Linked DNA regions of Homo sapiens: region 1 is linked to region 2. Evidence: chromatin loops called from intact Hi-C (ENCODE). Cell type or tissue: ascending aorta. All regions are shown on one strand.

Region 1 (8,000 bases), 960 kb after region 2:
AGATGTATTTTTACTATTAATGTTGGGGTGAACATGTCTTGAACATTTACAGTGTGCCAAGGCTCCATGCCAAATACTCAGATGATGGTCTCATCTCATCTTCATAAAGATAACCTTGATACGTCTATCACACTCAATTCTAGAACAGGTAACTGGAACCACCTGTGTTCCTGGCCTCAGAACATGGAAAGGACCTCACTGCCACCTTCTGAGTATTTGCTCACATTTCATACTATATAACTTGTTCTTTTTTGAGCCAATTTCTTGGTCAAGTTTTGAATTTGTGGTCAAGAATGTTGTCATAAAATTGAAATACAACTGGCATTCAGAGGTATCCTTGCTCATATATTTTCTTTTGTTAATGTGGCTCTACCCCTATTCTAACCCATCTGTAGCTCCATGACAATTTGGCAGAATACACATTAAAGTGAAAGCTGCTGCCGTCATGCGGAAATAGGTGTATCATAATGTCAGTGCTTATAAGACGATTGGGAGATATAGATGTACCCATATTAGAGAGTTATTTAAGTGATTAACCTGGTTATAAAAACGTTCATGTTATGAACAAATGATGCACATATTACCTTGATGGGATTGTACTACACCTGATTAGACTTGTACTTGGAAAGGACCCCAGCCCTCACTAGTAGGGACATGCTATGTAAGTCTTCTTTGTCCTCTACTCTGGTCTCCCCCATTGCTACCTTTCTTAGCCAGGGTTCTTGGTGGCAGTCAACAAAATCACCTCCAACTAGTTTACAAAGGAAGAGATTTATTAAAGAGTACAGGTAGCCATTAGGATTGCCCAAAGTGCCAAGTAACCTAGCTGACAAGGCCAGATGAGGTGGTGCTACAGGAAATACCCACATATGAAACTATTCTAGGGCAAGGTTTTTCAACAGTGGCACTATTGAAATTTGAGGCTGGGTGATTCTTTGTTATGGGGGGCTGTCCTGTGAATTGTAGGAGGCTTAGCAGCACCAATGGCCTCTACCCACTAGATGCCAGTACCACCACCCCCCACCCACACACACACCTAATCTGGACAATCAGATATGTCTGCTGATATTGCCAGTTGTCCTATAAGGGGCAAAATTGAGAACCACTGTTAGAGAGAAGTGTCATAGTCCATTTTGTACTGCTGTAACAAAATATCGGAGCCTGGGTATTTATAAAGAAGAGAATCGTATTGGCTGTCATTTCTAGAGGATGGACAATCCAAGGTCAAGACACCAGTAGGTTTGGTGTCTTGTAAGGCCATTCTCTTCTTGCAATATGGTGCCTGGCACCTTGCACCCTCCAGAAGACAGGAAGGCTGAATTCTCATATGGCAGAAAGTGGAAGGGCCAAAAGACAGCACCTATTCCTGAAAGCCTTTTAAATTAAGGCATCAAACCTACCCATGAGGGTGGAACACGCATGCTCTAATCACCTCTAAAGGGCCCCACCTCCCAGCACCATTACATTGGCTATTACATTACAACAAGAGTTTTGGAGGTGACAGGCATTTCAACCATAGCAAAGAGTCAAGGTCGCTGCTGGCTCTTCCTGCCACTTTGCTCTGATGCTCACAACTGGATGTGGCAGCCCTGCTTGGGTTACCTAAAAGAGCCAGGTGACTTTGCCAAGCTCAGAACCTCTGATCTGCAAAGCACAGCTGTGGCCTCCCGCCACTCACTTCCATCCAGTCTCACGCTGGTGCATCTGCAGGAAGAACCTAGACCGTAAGCAGGACTCTAGGTGCAAGAGAGCTGGGTCAACATAGTTTTTAGTTTTTCCAGCTCCCTGGTACAGGAAAGTCCGCTTGCCAGAGGACTGGAGTGGTGGTTGTCATCTACCACATTGTGATGACATGAGTGCAATTTTTTTAATTCCATGGGTTTTTGGGGAACAGGTGGCGTTTGGTTGCATGAGTAAGTTCTTTAGTGGTGGTTTGTAAGATTTTGCTGCACCCATCACACGAGCAGTATACACTGAACCCAGTTTGTAGCCTTTTATTCCTCATTCCCTTCCCACTCTTCCCCCTTGCCAAGTCCCCAAAGTCCATTGTATCATTCTTTTGCCTTTGCATCCTCACAACTTAGCTCCTAATTATGAGTGAGAACATATGATGTTTGGTTTTCCATTCCTGAGTTACTTCACTTAGAATAATAGTCTTCAATCCCATCCAGGTTGTTGCAAATGCCATTAATTCACTCCTTTTGACGGCTGAGTACTATTCTACCATATATATATGTATGTATACACACACCACAGTTTCTTTATTCACTCATTGATTGATGGGCATTTGGGCTGGTTTCATATTTTTGCAATTGCGAATTGAGCTGCTATAAACATGTGTGTGCAAGTATCTTTTTCGTATAATGACTTCTTTTCCTCTGTGTAGATACTCAGTAGTGGGACTGCTGGAGTGCAGTTTTGTTCCAAGTGAGAGCCTGTCAGTGAGAAGCTTAGTTGCCCAAAGGCAGGTAACAGGCTTACACCTAGGAGACTGTGTTCTCAAACCTGTGATCTTCACTTCTGTCATCATTAGGGTCCTATCAATCAATAACACACATGTGACCTAGGCAAGAGCCCTGAGTGGGACAAAACAAAGGATTTGGGTTAAAAGCCCAGGCTTTGGAGCCAGACCTACGGAGGGAAGAATCTCGACTCTCCTATCACGTGAACCATATGAAATTGCCATTCTTACAGGTGAAAAAGAGGTGAACATTGGCAATTTCATGGTTCATTCTAATACTCTGACACCTTTAGCCAGTTACTTCTCAGCCTCTGTTTTCTCATTTTTAGAATGAGAGTGAGATTACAGTATCATCTCCTAACAGTGTTATCATTAGTGGGTGTTTATCACTCAGCCCAGTCACTTAGTAAGTGTTCCGGAATTGGGAGCCAGCCTGCCACATATCGGTTTTATAGTTTAAGCTCCCTGCAAGTACAATGGAGTTGAAAGCACTTGTGAGGGAGCAGCTAGCAGGTAAACAGTTGAATGTCAGTAACTCTCTGTAAAAGGGAATCATCTCACTGGGCAGTTTCAAACTGTGGCCCCAGACTAACAGCGTCACCTGGGAACTTGTTAGAGATGTAAATTGTTAGGTGCTTTCCCAGGCCTGCTGGATCAGAAACTCTCGGGGTGGGTCTCTCCATCTGGGTTTTAGCCAGCCCACCAGGTCATCCTGACGCTCACTGTAGTTGGAGGAACACAGGTCTAAATAATCACACTCTTGGGTATTAACATCATGGCAGCTGACCTGATCACTAATTGGCCTTGATGAAGATGACCTTTGAACCTGTTTCGTTACAGTTCTGGTGGGGTAACATGTGCCTCAACTGTGCTTATTTCTCCTGGTGCTCCGGTGTGCCATTTGAAAGCCCTCTCCATCCAATTCCAACTCTTCCAAACTGCTTTCTTTTTGTTTCATTAGTGGCACCTGAGAGCCAGGCAAATTTGTCCCAGGCTTCCTTGCTGCATCCTGCCTAGACTTTGGATGACTGTTAAATGCCATGTTACTGCGTGTTTGCTTGTTTCTCAGCCAGAGATGAAGATGTCCTCAGAAGATTGGAGTTGGAACAGGCTGATGTAATTCCTGATAGGGGAAATTAGCCTTGGGGTCGGCAGAACCAGCTTTATCTGCCTTAGTAGATCTGTGACCTTGAACAAAGCATTTGTGGTTCTTGAACTTTGTTGCCCTTAGAATCATCTGGGGAGCTTTGAAAACCCTGAATGCCCAAGCTGCACTCCAAACCAATTAAATCAGGATGTCTCAGAGTGTGACCAGGTGTCAGTATGTTTATAAAATTCTCCAAGTTTTTCCATTGTGAAGCCAAGTTTGAGAAACTGTTGTGTTACTATAACTTGTCTGTACCCCAGTTCGTTCATAATTAGGAATTAATATAATGATACCAACCAGCTAGGTGTGTGTTTGAATATCAAGCGAGACAATGCAGGGGTTTCTAACACAAAATAAAAGTCAAAGATCTCATTTCTCCCAACTGCTTCACTCTGAGCAAACATCTGAGGCTGCTTTCTAATGCCTCCTTGGACACAAACACTTAAAAATAGGAATTCTGAGAAACAGAATTTAATAAACAAACGCTTGTCTTCTGAGTGCTTGTGAAAAAATAATTCGAGGTTTGTTCACAGCCCCTCCCTACCCCTGCACCTCTGATCACCTCCACCTGACTTTTTCCAGTTCGTCTCTTCGTATTTCCAAGCACTTCATTTTATTACAACCCGGCCTTATCTGTCAGGTGCAGCTGGCGAAACTGAGGCATGAAGAGGTTAAACGACCTTGTGGAGGCAGCTACATACCTGGATTAGACTGCTGAGTTGCTTCTGACTGATTATTTATTTGGTCCACTAAGCAAAGCTGCTTCCTCACTCAGGGCTATGGAAACATATTTTTCTCTGAACTTCATTAGCACAAACTCCTCAGAAGAGGTTCAACTTGAATCTTGGCAGGTGGGAGAACCCCACATTCCTTAATTTTCTCTTCTCCACCCCCACACTGGTCTTTGCACCTGTGGCACCTGGCCCACACTCGGTACTTAGCACACATCCATGGAATGAATAAATGACAGGATGGCTACCCTTTTTTTTCTGTTTTAGTTGTCTAACTACAACCAGGTCTACTTCATCATGCTGATTCTTCAAATTACTTGGCGGCATTTTCTTTCCCAAGGTGCGGAAGCATCGCAATACATTGGGACTGCAAGAGCCTTAGACCCATTTTGTCCAGCCCAGCAGCCCAGCGAATTTACAGGGAACAAGTTAAATAACGGGGCAACTGCTCAGACTCCCAGGACTTGAGATTCCCTGGCTATGACGAGCATTGTGAGTGACACTCTGGGACCAGATCCCCAAATGCAGGGGCACGGTGGGGGACCATCCATTCCAGCTCCCGCCACCCATTAGCCATCTATATGCCTTCAGCTATCAGCATAAAGATATTTATTTTTATTTGGTAAAAATGAGAAGGGAGAGGAAGAAGAAGTGCATTAGTGGTGTGGACTGGAAGACAGAGGAGCGAAAGAGGGGATACGGACAGGTTGTCCTCCTACGCTGGGACCCTGAAGTGTGTTGAAGACCCTTGGGTTCGAGAACAGAAAATGATTGAAGTCATGTTTTACGAAAGACTGCAAGATTGAAAGTGAAGGCCAGAAGCTAATTAAATTGATCACAAACGATTGGGTCAGAACCCGGATGCAAGCACCACAGCTATGGGAACAGGTGGCCAAGGATTACACAGTTGGAAAGAGAGGCCCCCTCTGACACCTGTAGCACTGTGGCATGGGAAGTGCTGGTCTTCAGGGGTGGGTCACCGTGGTGACATCTCCCGCAGTGGTCCTGATAAGGGAGGAGGCAGCAGCAGTTGGCACATGGTATGGAAGCTGACATTGATCAGGGGGCCCTTGTGAAGCCAGCCTTGGGCCTCCCAGGAAATACCTGGGGAATAATGTTGTGATGGGGGCTGAGTTCCTGTGGAGCAGGTTGGAAGCTGGTGGTGCCTATGATCAGGGAATAAAGGCAAATGTGTCCCATGTCGTCATGCAATGCTGGGAAGCCAGCCAACCTCCGTGTTACCCATCTCGATTCTGGCCTGCCCACTGCTTCCTGTTTAATTGAAGCAGATGCGTGACTGCTCTGGATATGAAATACGGATAACCTGTGAGCAAAACCCCCAGGTAAAAAGCACGTGGGGGAGCATGCTTTTTGGCCAGCTGAGTCTTCTCTTCCAGTCTAGAGAAGTGGAGGAAAACAGGGGAGCATCTGGGGACCATAGAGCCAGCGTCCACGCCAGGCAGTGCAGACTCGGCAGCTCCATCAGAAAGGGATTCAGCTCAACCTGGGGGCCGATTCATTCAAAGGACATTGATCTGGCACCCAACTTGTGTTAGCCACTATTTCACAGTGCTGGGGATACAGCAGCAAACAACCACCAAATCCCTGCTTCATGGAGCTCTGTCAATCTACAGGCATTAGTGAGTATGTGACGATCAGGTGGCCCTAAGTGCTGGGAATAGACACGGAGCCGATAAAAGATATAGGGTGGTGGGAGACACTGCTTGGTCCAGGAAGGCCCTCCTGGGAGGGGCCGTGAGAAGGGAGGCCAGATGGAAAGTCTCCTGAGGGCAGGAATGAGTGCTGTCCTTATCTCTCATGTACCCCTGACAGCTTTTCTCAACCATGGATGCTTCAGTCCCCTAGCAGATGCCTGGCAGTGTCTGCATATGTTTTTAGTTGTCACAACTGGGGCTGTTATTGCCATCTGGTGGGTCAGGCATGCTGCTCCACATCCTGCTGTGCACAGGACAGTCCCCACACGTCCGCAGGGCCGTGCTCTGCAGGCTCCTTGCATGGCGTTGGCCACTCAGAGGGTCTAAAATTATTGCATGGTTTGTTTGCTCAGTATTCATCAGGTTTGGATAGTCAAGAAGTCTGTCTTCATCTCTGGGGCACCAGAGATGAAGGAAGGGACACTATCACTGTTCTTGTAAAGTCCACACGCTAGCTGGGGCAATGATTTGCAACAATCGACTATATTATCTTGTGAGGAGGGTCATGTTACAGGTTCAGCCTTCGGAAGGACATGAGGTCAAAGCAAATTCTCAAGAATGAGGAATGACAGGAGACAGAGACGCGGACGGGGCAGGAAGGGTTTTGTGAGAACAGCTGATGGAAGAAAGCATTTAATGGCACCTCCAGCGGAGTGCGTGCAGTTTAGAGCAGACGAGGGTGGGGCCATGGCAGGGCTTGACTAGGAGCAAAGGTGGGACTCGCATGCTAAGGAGTGAGCTTAGACATGATACTCCTGCGGCGAAAGGGACAAATGATGGAGGATTTTAGGCTGAAAGTGACATGATCAGATTTGGATTTTACAGGGACTGATCCGGTTGACATGCAGGGGATGAATGGGAGACAGTGAGTTCTGTCTCTGGGTCTTTGAAGCCAGAGTGACACACATCAGATAGATGCAGTTTTCACCCAAGAAGACCTGGGTAGTGAATGGGATTAGTCCAAACTCATAGTGAAGATATTAAATATACCTTGGGATGAAAAGAGTAGCAGGAATGCGGACTTGTGGGAGGAGGGCAGGCCATACCGGGCCTCACAGGGCAGGATAAGGTGCTTGGATTTTACTCTAAGGAAGCCTCAGCCTCAGAGGGTTCTCAGGAAGGGAGTGACATCCAATTTGCATTTCAAGAAGATAAGATTTATTTGAGCAAGTCAACAATAACATTCAAATTGTCATGAAATAGAAATTAATTCAAAAATGCATTCATTTATTGAGGCCCCACTACCAGGCACTGGGGAAAAGAGATCAAAGAGAAAACTTTGCTTTCCCTGGAGCTCTGCCTTCAAGTTTCCCTCTACACATAGCAAACCAGAAAACCTTTATTTTTTAATTCACAAGTAGAGGGTTGGGGAGCATTTTATGCACTGACTCGTTCTCCCCATTTAGTCTGGCATAATTTCCATGCCAAGTAAATATTCTCTCTTAAAATTTTAAATTTTGAGGGTTTTTTTTTTCTTCTACGGGGGTTTATCAGTGGGCTCTCTCAAAATTTATTAAACACAGTTGGCCAGAGCTGTTAGCTGTTGATTTCTTTGATTGGTATCTGTTTTAAGATCTTTATTATCCAGAAGGCGTATCTTTTCTCCCAGTGAGGCATTAGGTAGTAAAAGAGATCATTTCCGTATTTTTCTTTCTTCCAAAGGTGCAGATGTTTGCATAATAGGCTCCTTTAAGTAAAATCCACCTTTTCTGGAATCATGTTGGAAAGCCTGCAGGCCCACGATGAGGGACTATCTTATATTCTTTAACTCAGGAATCCTCGTTCCTGTTTCTGCATGTGGGACCAAACTGAGCCATGTTCAGTGTGCCAGACCAAACACTCTGAAGCTGGACTAGAGTAATAGCAAACTGGAGAGTCGCATCCTCGTTAAATGATGGCTTAGCATGTAAAACATTCGTGTGACTGGATAGTCAGTGTTTGACAAT
Region 2 (8,000 bases):
TTAACTGAGGATCAAGAGAAGCTTTGAGCAAGGGGGCAAGAGGGGGGAACTTATAGGCTTGTCCTCAGAAGACATTTGTGGTCGATTTGGGGATTTTAAAGATCAAGTTAGACTCTTGGTCATTTTTGCTCTTTACCTGCTGACAGCCTTGCGAACCATTCAAGGAAGTGCTGGAACATGGCAGAAAGCACAGAAGATAAAATCTTTGCCTTCTGGGCACAGGGTCTGGTGTGGAAGGCAACAAAATCAAATAGCAATCACAAAACCATACAAAAAAGACAGAGATAGGAGTGTGTGCAGAGTTGGGGTAGCACAGAACAGGGAGCTTCTGAAGGTAAGGTCGAGTGTATTAGTCTCCCAGAACTGTAGTAACAAATTCCCACACACTTGCTGGCTTAAAACAACAGAAATTTATTCTCTCACAGTTCTGGAGGCCAGAAGTCTGAAGTCAAGGTGTCAGTAGGGCCATGCTTCCTCCAAAGGCTCTGGGGGAAGACCCTTCCTTTTCTCTTCCAGCTTCTGGTGGTTCCTGGCATCATTCCTTGACTTGTGGCTGCATCACTTTAGTCTCATGGCTCCTTTCCTCCTTCTCCCTGTGCCGCTCCTCTGTGTGTCTCTTACAAGGGCACTTGCCATTGAATTTAGGGCCCACTCAGATTAGGATGATCATATCTCAAGATCTTTAACTTAACTACATTTGCAAGCCTGCCTGCCTGCCTGCCTGCCTGCCTGCCTTCCTTCCTTCCTCCCTGACTGCCTTCCTTCCTTCCTTCTTTCCTTCCTTCCTTCCTTCCTACCTTCCTACCTTCCTTCCTTCTTTCCTTCCTTCCTTCTTTCCTTCCTTCCTTCTTTCCTTCCTTCCTTCCTGCCTGCCTGCCTGCCTGCCTTCTTTCCTTCCTTCCCTCCTTCCTTCCTTCCTTCCTTCCTTCCTTCCTTCCTTCCTTCCTTCCTTCCTTCCTTCCTTCCTTCGTTCCTTGACAGGGTCTCACACTGTCACCCAGGCTGGAGTGCAGTGGCGTGATCTCAGCTCACTGCAACATCTGCCACCGAGGCTCAAGCAATCCTCTTACCTCAGCCTCCGGAGTAGCTGAGACCACAGACATGTGCCACCATGCCTGGCTAACTTTTCTGTATTTTTGTGGAGCTGGGGTTTCACCATTGATGTGGTTTGGTTGTGTTCCCACCCAAATCTCATCTTGAATTGTACCTCCCATAATTACAACATGTTGTGGGAGGGACTGGTGGGAGATAATTTAATCATGACGGTGGTTTCCTCCATACTGTTCTCTTGGTAGTGAATAAGCCTCATGAGAAGCCGTGGTTTTACATGGGGAAACCCCTTTTGCTTGGCTCTCACTTCTCTCTTGTCTGCCACCATGTGAGATGTGCCTTTTGCCTTCTGCCATGATTGTAAGTCCTCTCCAGCCACATGGAACTGTAAATCCATTAAACCTCTTTTTCTTTATAAATGACCTAGTCTCAGGTATGTCTTTATCAGCAGCATGAAAATGGACTAATACAACCATGTTTCCCAGGCTGGTCTTGAACTCCTGGGCTCAAGTGATCCACCCACCTCGGCCTCCCAAAGTGGGTGGATTATAGGTATGATCTATCACACCAGGCCCTACAGGCCCTTTTTATTTTCACATTAACAGGTTCTGGGGTTTAGGATGTAGACGTATCTTTTTAGAGACCACCATTTAACCCCATTACATTAGGGAAGTCTCCTTGGATGCAATAAACAGTTTGTCTAAATCCTGAAGCAATTAGCTAGGTGAAAGGGTAGAGGAAATTATTCCAAAAGGAGGGAGGAGCATGTGCAAAGGTCCTGTTGAAAGAGACTCTGCAGCCATTCATGCATACCATGAGACTTCTGGAGTACAGGGGGAGTGTGTGTAGCATATCGTGGAGTGAGGAAAGGGAGATGTTTTGGGCTAGGGAGGTATGCAAGGCCCATATTCCAGACAGCCTGGGATGACATGATAAAGAGATTGGAGAAACTACTAAAGAATTTTAAACAGGGAGGCAATATGAGCCAATTGGCATTTAGAAAGATCACTTTGGACAATTTGTGGAGGATGGGGTGCAGCAAGTCCAGTGGTGGCGAAGCTAGTTAGCAAAACTTTTGCTCAGTAAATGTGCATTGGCTTGAATCCTCCCTCTCCTTATTTCACAGATTCTATTTTCTTACATTAGCGTGTGATTTTTGCTGGGCTGTTGGATGCTATTTAACATGCTAAGCCAATCTACTTACTTGTAATGCTCATCACTAATAGGAAACAAGATGCTGGCCTCACAAGGTAAACTGGCCTCACTCAGTTGACAAAGTCCCTTGCACTGATGATCAAAGATTGTAAATGGATTAAACAGGTTGACGGTGTCAGTTCCAATTTTTTGAGCTACCAAATCATCTTGTCAACAATTAGCATCTACAAAATATGAAGACGGATACATCACTGTTTCAGAAAAGACTGAGGAATTCTGGGTGTTGCTCTGGATATGACACAGATTTCTCCCTTACCACTGCTTTGTAGTGGCTGCTGAAATTAAGGCTTGAATGCTTTAAGAATACCTATTGAACCTCCTCTAGGTGTCAAGGATATCCAGGATTTAGCAGAGAACCAAACAGCCTGTGCCTTCGAAGAGCTCACAGTCTAGAAAGGGGTGGTGGTACTTCTGTGCTAGAGAAGAGAGGGGGGTTCTGTATATTTCCTAAATGCCCCACCAGAGGGGCTAAAGGGGGAAGGTTGCAGAGTCCTCTGTTTTGGCTTCATGCTGCAGTGCCTGACTCTGCCTTGAAGGTGTCTTGTTCAGTGGTGGGATCACTCTGCTTGTTGGTGACAACCTGGGTATAGAGATGCCTTCTGAGTACATTCCTTAGATGTCCTCCCTGTGCTCCCACTCCCCTGTCCACTCTTTGGGGGTTAGCATCATCACTGTCCATGCCCTCCAATGGGATTAGCTCCCTTCCTGACCCCAGGGATCTCTTACAGCATGGAAGTGCATTTCTCCAGGTCCATTTATTCATCTGTTCATCCTGCAAACATGTACTGGCCGCTGACTGCTTATAATGTCCGGTGCCAGCGCTTGGGATTAATATAGACACAAATTAGACATGAGTCTTGCCTTTAAGATGCTTAACATTCATGTCACCCACTTAAAGCAAGGGTGGACTGTGGGAGGGCTAGTGATAAGCAGGGTGAGATTTCACTGGCAAGAGGCACTGATGCCATTGGAAGGGGCTGGGTTTGTGGGTGTGAGAGTGGTGGGAAATGTAGGGCAGGAAGAGAAAATGGTGAAGCTGCCCTTTGAAGGGTTTGACTAGGTGAGGATGGGTCAGATTCACCCTGACACACCTGGCCAGGGCTGATCCTAGTCTGGAATTAGATGTCTGGGTTCAGAACCCATGCTATCTGTGAGACCATGTGCAAAGGTCCTCACCAGCTAGGCCCCATTACCTCATCTGTGAAATGAGATACACATAGTTCTTCCTTCCTGGTGATTCCCTGGAGATTTGGCCAGCTTCGTATGATGCTTTGGGCACAACCCCCAGCATGGCATCAACTCTTGATCAGTACCAGCTAGCTGCCATTGCTGTTAGCCAATCCGGGGAGAGAAGGGACTTTTCTGACACTGCGAGCTTGGAACAGGCGTCTAGTACCATATATTTAGGAGACTGGAAGGGAAAACTTGACCATTTCTTTGAGTTGTAAACTTGCCTGGTAGCAAGGAGGAGAAAAAGGTGAGCAAGTCCCATGTCTAAAACCCTATTAAAGGCTCTTTATTTTTTCCTGGCTCTAGGGCTGCGTTTTCTACCTGTTGTTATGAAAACATGGCCTAAAATATCTCTAGCCAAGCAGTCCAGAGCCCATGGGAACTGTCAAAACTGGGATTGGAGCATAAATATGAAATGACACGAAGCTTCATGTTCTGTTATTAAACTTCACAGCTAGAATTTTTGAAAGCAAATTATCTTGTAGAAATATTCTTGTTACGTTAAACTGGAAATGAAAATAACTTATTTATTTGCTTAGATCAAATTGTTGCATGCAAAGTTAGGCTGTGTTGTTTTTCCACTGCCAAATGCTTTGACGCATTCCTTTAACCAAACAGTTTAAATGTGAATATTAGTTAAGATGCATCAACCACAGTGGGTTGTCAGCCTCCTAAGGATTGTATCCTTTCAAATGGGTCAATGAATAGAGATTTAAAATAGAAGTCAGATACTTTAATGTTTTTCGCATTCAACCAAGAGAACAATTTGCTTGCAGATAGTAGGGGTATGTTATATGTGATTGATAAATGAGCTTATTTACGGCAATTTGGGCATCCCCTGTATGTGCCGTAGTTTTCAGAAGCACGAGCAGGTGTTATCAGGGCTTGGGATGCACCTTCATGGCCACCAGATGTCACTGTTGAGTCACAGAAGCACAGCCATAGGGGCTGAGAATCTTTGGTGGGGAGGACGTTTAGGAAAACTTTACCTTGCCAAACAGCTCATTCTTTATTTTAAATATCTGCCAAGCCCAGGATCCCAGGGCAAGCTTAGCTGAAGTCAGGAGAGTGCTTTAGAGTATGGAACAAAATTAGGGAAATAGGAAAAAAATGCAGTATTTGCTCTTTCTGTCTTTTGGAGATTCTCCTTGTCGCTCAATCACACTTGTACGCCTGCTCTCTCCCCATTCCCAGCCCAGAGCTAAGCAGTAAATGCACTGAATTGGTTAGACCCTTGCAAAATCGCAGAACACCAGAGCTGGCAGGGCTCACAGGCGTCAGCTAGCACAATGTCTCAACTCAAGTGCAGGGGCGCCAATAGGAGGAGGAGTTGTTCAAAGTCTCTGTTAGCTTTAGGCTGAGGATCTCTCATAAGGATATTAAATAAAGGTATAGCACAGCGGTTCTTAAAAGTGTGGTCCCTGGACCAGCAGAACTAGTATCACACGGGAACTTGTTAGAAATGCACATTCTTGGCCTGCACCCCAGATCTACTGAATCAGAAAGGCTGGGTTGGGGTTTAGCAATCTGTCCTTTAACAAGCCCTCCAGAGGATTCTGATTTGACAGAGGGAAAAGCTCTACTGATAATACGGGTAGGAGAGCTTCAGTTCCTACTTCCGGGTGCCATCAGCATCTCTCCAGGCTCTGGGCTCTGAAGATTATGGTTAATTCACAGCTTCTCATTGGAGCTTGACCTCATCTACACATTCCCTGGGAAAAGTGTCTCCCTTCTAGACATGACTATATTGGGTTGAGGTATCAAGATACTTCTCTTCTATGCTCCCCATTTTTTCCCGGCTCCACCTTCCAGCCATGGAATACAGTTGACTTAGGATGCTCCCTGGTAGCTCCCTTTTGGGCAGGAGCAGCTGGAGCCCTAGTCAACCCTTTCCCCTCCTCTGCTCCCTTATCCCCCTTATACTTCTTCCCCTGTGTCTCGCACTTTTCTATTTCAGGAGGGAGAGCTTAGTGCTATTGAGAATCTACCACGTGCCATGTGTTTCCACATGTTCTTGGAGCTCTCACAACAAACCATGGAAAAGAGAGTTTGACCGTCGCCACTTTTTTTTTTTTTTTTTTTTTTTTTTTCCAGGCCGGGAAACGGCCAAGGTCGCACTGGCAAGGACTTGTGTGCACAGGGAAATTTCAATGGTCCTCCTTCAAGTTAATGGGGCTTTACTTTCCTCCCAGGCTCTCTCTGCATTTTTAATGAGACTGCAAGTCCCAAGAGGGAAGCCAAGTAAGCATTTCAGATTCCTCTGCCTGGATCTGAGGGCAGAGACTTCTAGGGGGTTGGGAGGTAGAAGAAGGGAATCCCTGTGATTCCCCACAAGGTGCGTTCCCAAGAAAGAGTGCCTCTTCTGTGCTTGGAAAATGGTTAGATCCTGAGCGTGGTCTCCCACAGAAAGAAGTATTCCTTAGCTTTCGACATCACTTATGTTGTCATTTTCCAGCTACTTTTAGGACTGCCCATTTCCTATATTATGTGTTCTTCTAAGGTTTAACCTCAAGTTAGTGTAATCAAAGATTTTTTTCTGCTACATCAGGTTAGATTGGCTTTGCAAATTCTGGCATCCTCCTGTTTCCTCTTGTTTGAATATATGTTAAAAAAAAAACCATAAAAACAACAAAACAAAATAACAAAAAAAAACTATTTATCTTATTTTGGTACTCTAGTTTTTAGGAAAGGCCTGATCCTAATCATGTTTGGATGCACACTAGGAAAATACTACTTAACCTTTTTCTTGCCTTTTTAATGTCTGCTGTTCCTTTTCTTGTAGCAAGTGATACAGAGGAATTGCAGTGAAGTTACCATGAAGATAAAGGTAAACCCACACAAATGACCTCCAGCATCTTCTGTCTTTAGCTTTTCCTTCCTAGCCGACACATCTTTTGAGTTTTAGAACATTTACGTTGTTTTATACTCCATCTCATTTTGAGGCTTTCCTCTTTCTTTCCAGGCTAGTTCTTTGTGATATAAGACTTAATTCTGCTTTTTTGTTTCTGATTGAGAATTTCATTTCCTTTTATGCTTAGGCGTTTGCTCAGCCTAACTTACCAGTGTGGTTTATTCTGCTGAGAAAAACTGAGAACTCATGAGAATGCTGTTCTTCTTTCCTTTTCTTTCTCAGTATTCAAGCGTGGGCTTGGGAGTCAGGCATTCCTGGGTTCAGATCTTGGCTTTTCTTCTTACTAGGTTGTGTAAACTTAGATGAGTAACTTCATCTCTGTCAGTCTCAGACAAACTGAGCCAGGCTCAGACATGCAGATTCAGATCACTGGGCCACCAGGTCCTAGTGATGCCCCAGAGAGGCTGCTGGGCTTTGTTGTGGGTGACCTAAAGAGGTGCAAACCCAAAAGTATCTGAGACAGGTCTCAATCCACTTAGAATGTTTATTTTGCCAAGATTAAGGACACACCCATGACACGGCCTCAGGAGGTCCTGCTGACATGTGGCCAAGGTGGTCAGGACACAGCTTGGTTTTATACATTTTATGGAGACGTGAGACATCAATCAAGTACATTTAAGATATACATTGGTTCGATCTAGAAGGGTGGGACACCTTGAAGTGGAGGTGGAGGAGAGGGTTCCAGGTTATAGGTAGATTTTAAAATTTCCAGATTGACAATTGGTTGGAAGAGTTATTATCAATAGAAAAGGAATATCTGGGTTACATAAGAGGTTGTGGAGAGCAAAGTTTTCTCATGTACATGAAGCCTCCAGGTAGCAGGCTTCAGAGAGAACAGATTGTAAATGTTTCTTATCAGACTTAAGGTCTATGTTGATGTTAAATAATGGTCGGTTTTTCCTGAATTCCAAAAGGGAGGAGGGCATCATGAGGCCTGCCCCATCCCCACTACCCCCACTTGCCGTCATTGCCTGGACCAGTTTTTCAGGTTAACTTTGGAGCACCCTGGCCTAGAGGAGGGTGTCAATTCAGATGGTTGAGGGGGGCTTAGAATTTTATTTTTGGTTTACAGAGGGTGGGCTCGGCCCTTCTCCAGGAAGCTGGCATCTGAGAGGTTGAGGGCCATGGCCCTAGGGTGCATTTGAAGGGATGGTAACCATGTGCAGAAACACTGCCTCTTTAGTGTCAGATTCTTCCTGGACCTAGCCATTTTCTTCCTTTCTAGTTCTCCATCATGGATCCCATTAAGTCCCCATCCTCCCCAGCCCCCTCTCTATCTATTTCTCCCCCCAGCAGTTGCTTAAATGTGGTACCCTGATGGGCAGGAAAGCAATTGATTAGACTTGAGGTGACTTGAGTTGTGTTCAGCAAAAATCCTCACTCTTTTGACTGACTTCAAGTGGCGTCATGACAAAATCAACCTGAAAAGACATAATTAATACCCTATACCCTTTTATTCCAAGTTCCTTTCGGTTGGAAAGTACTGCCAGCTAAAATCATTGTGGTGAGTCTTGCCTTTCTTCTCACCAGCCTGTACATTTGAATGGAGTTAGGGACTGTAGCGTGTTTATCTCTCTATTATTCCCCATTCTGA

What was found. A loop is a pair of places that touch in the nucleus more often than their neighbours do. Peaks named below come from ENCODE experiments on the same cell type or tissue, not always from the same donor. Only the 100,000 strongest peaks of a DNase experiment are listed, where the experiment ranks them.
Region 1: it touches region 2 in a loop (2.8-fold over the local background); 24 of 110 quality-filtered maps call a loop at or near these places.

The regions. Positions count from the first base shown.
Region 1 is chr16:83,221,977-83,229,976 of GRCh38, forward strand. The region is part of intron 5 of CDH13 (cadherin 13); the gene reads left to right. Among named protein-coding and RNA genes, the nearest start is that of CDH13-AS1, 170 kb to the right of the region's middle. In ascending aorta, no CTCF peak of the experiment used is centred here; no DNase peak of the experiment used is centred here.
Region 2 is chr16:82,259,293-82,267,292 of GRCh38, forward strand. No RefSeq gene overlaps it. Among named protein-coding and RNA genes, the nearest start is that of MPHOSPH6, 93 kb to the left of the region's middle. RefSeq lists an enhancer at 808-1,307. In ascending aorta, a CTCF peak has its summit at 4,415 (motif pointing right); DNase peaks (open chromatin) are centred at 4,419 and 4,819; H3K4me3 peaks cover 706 bases; H3K27ac peaks cover 942 bases.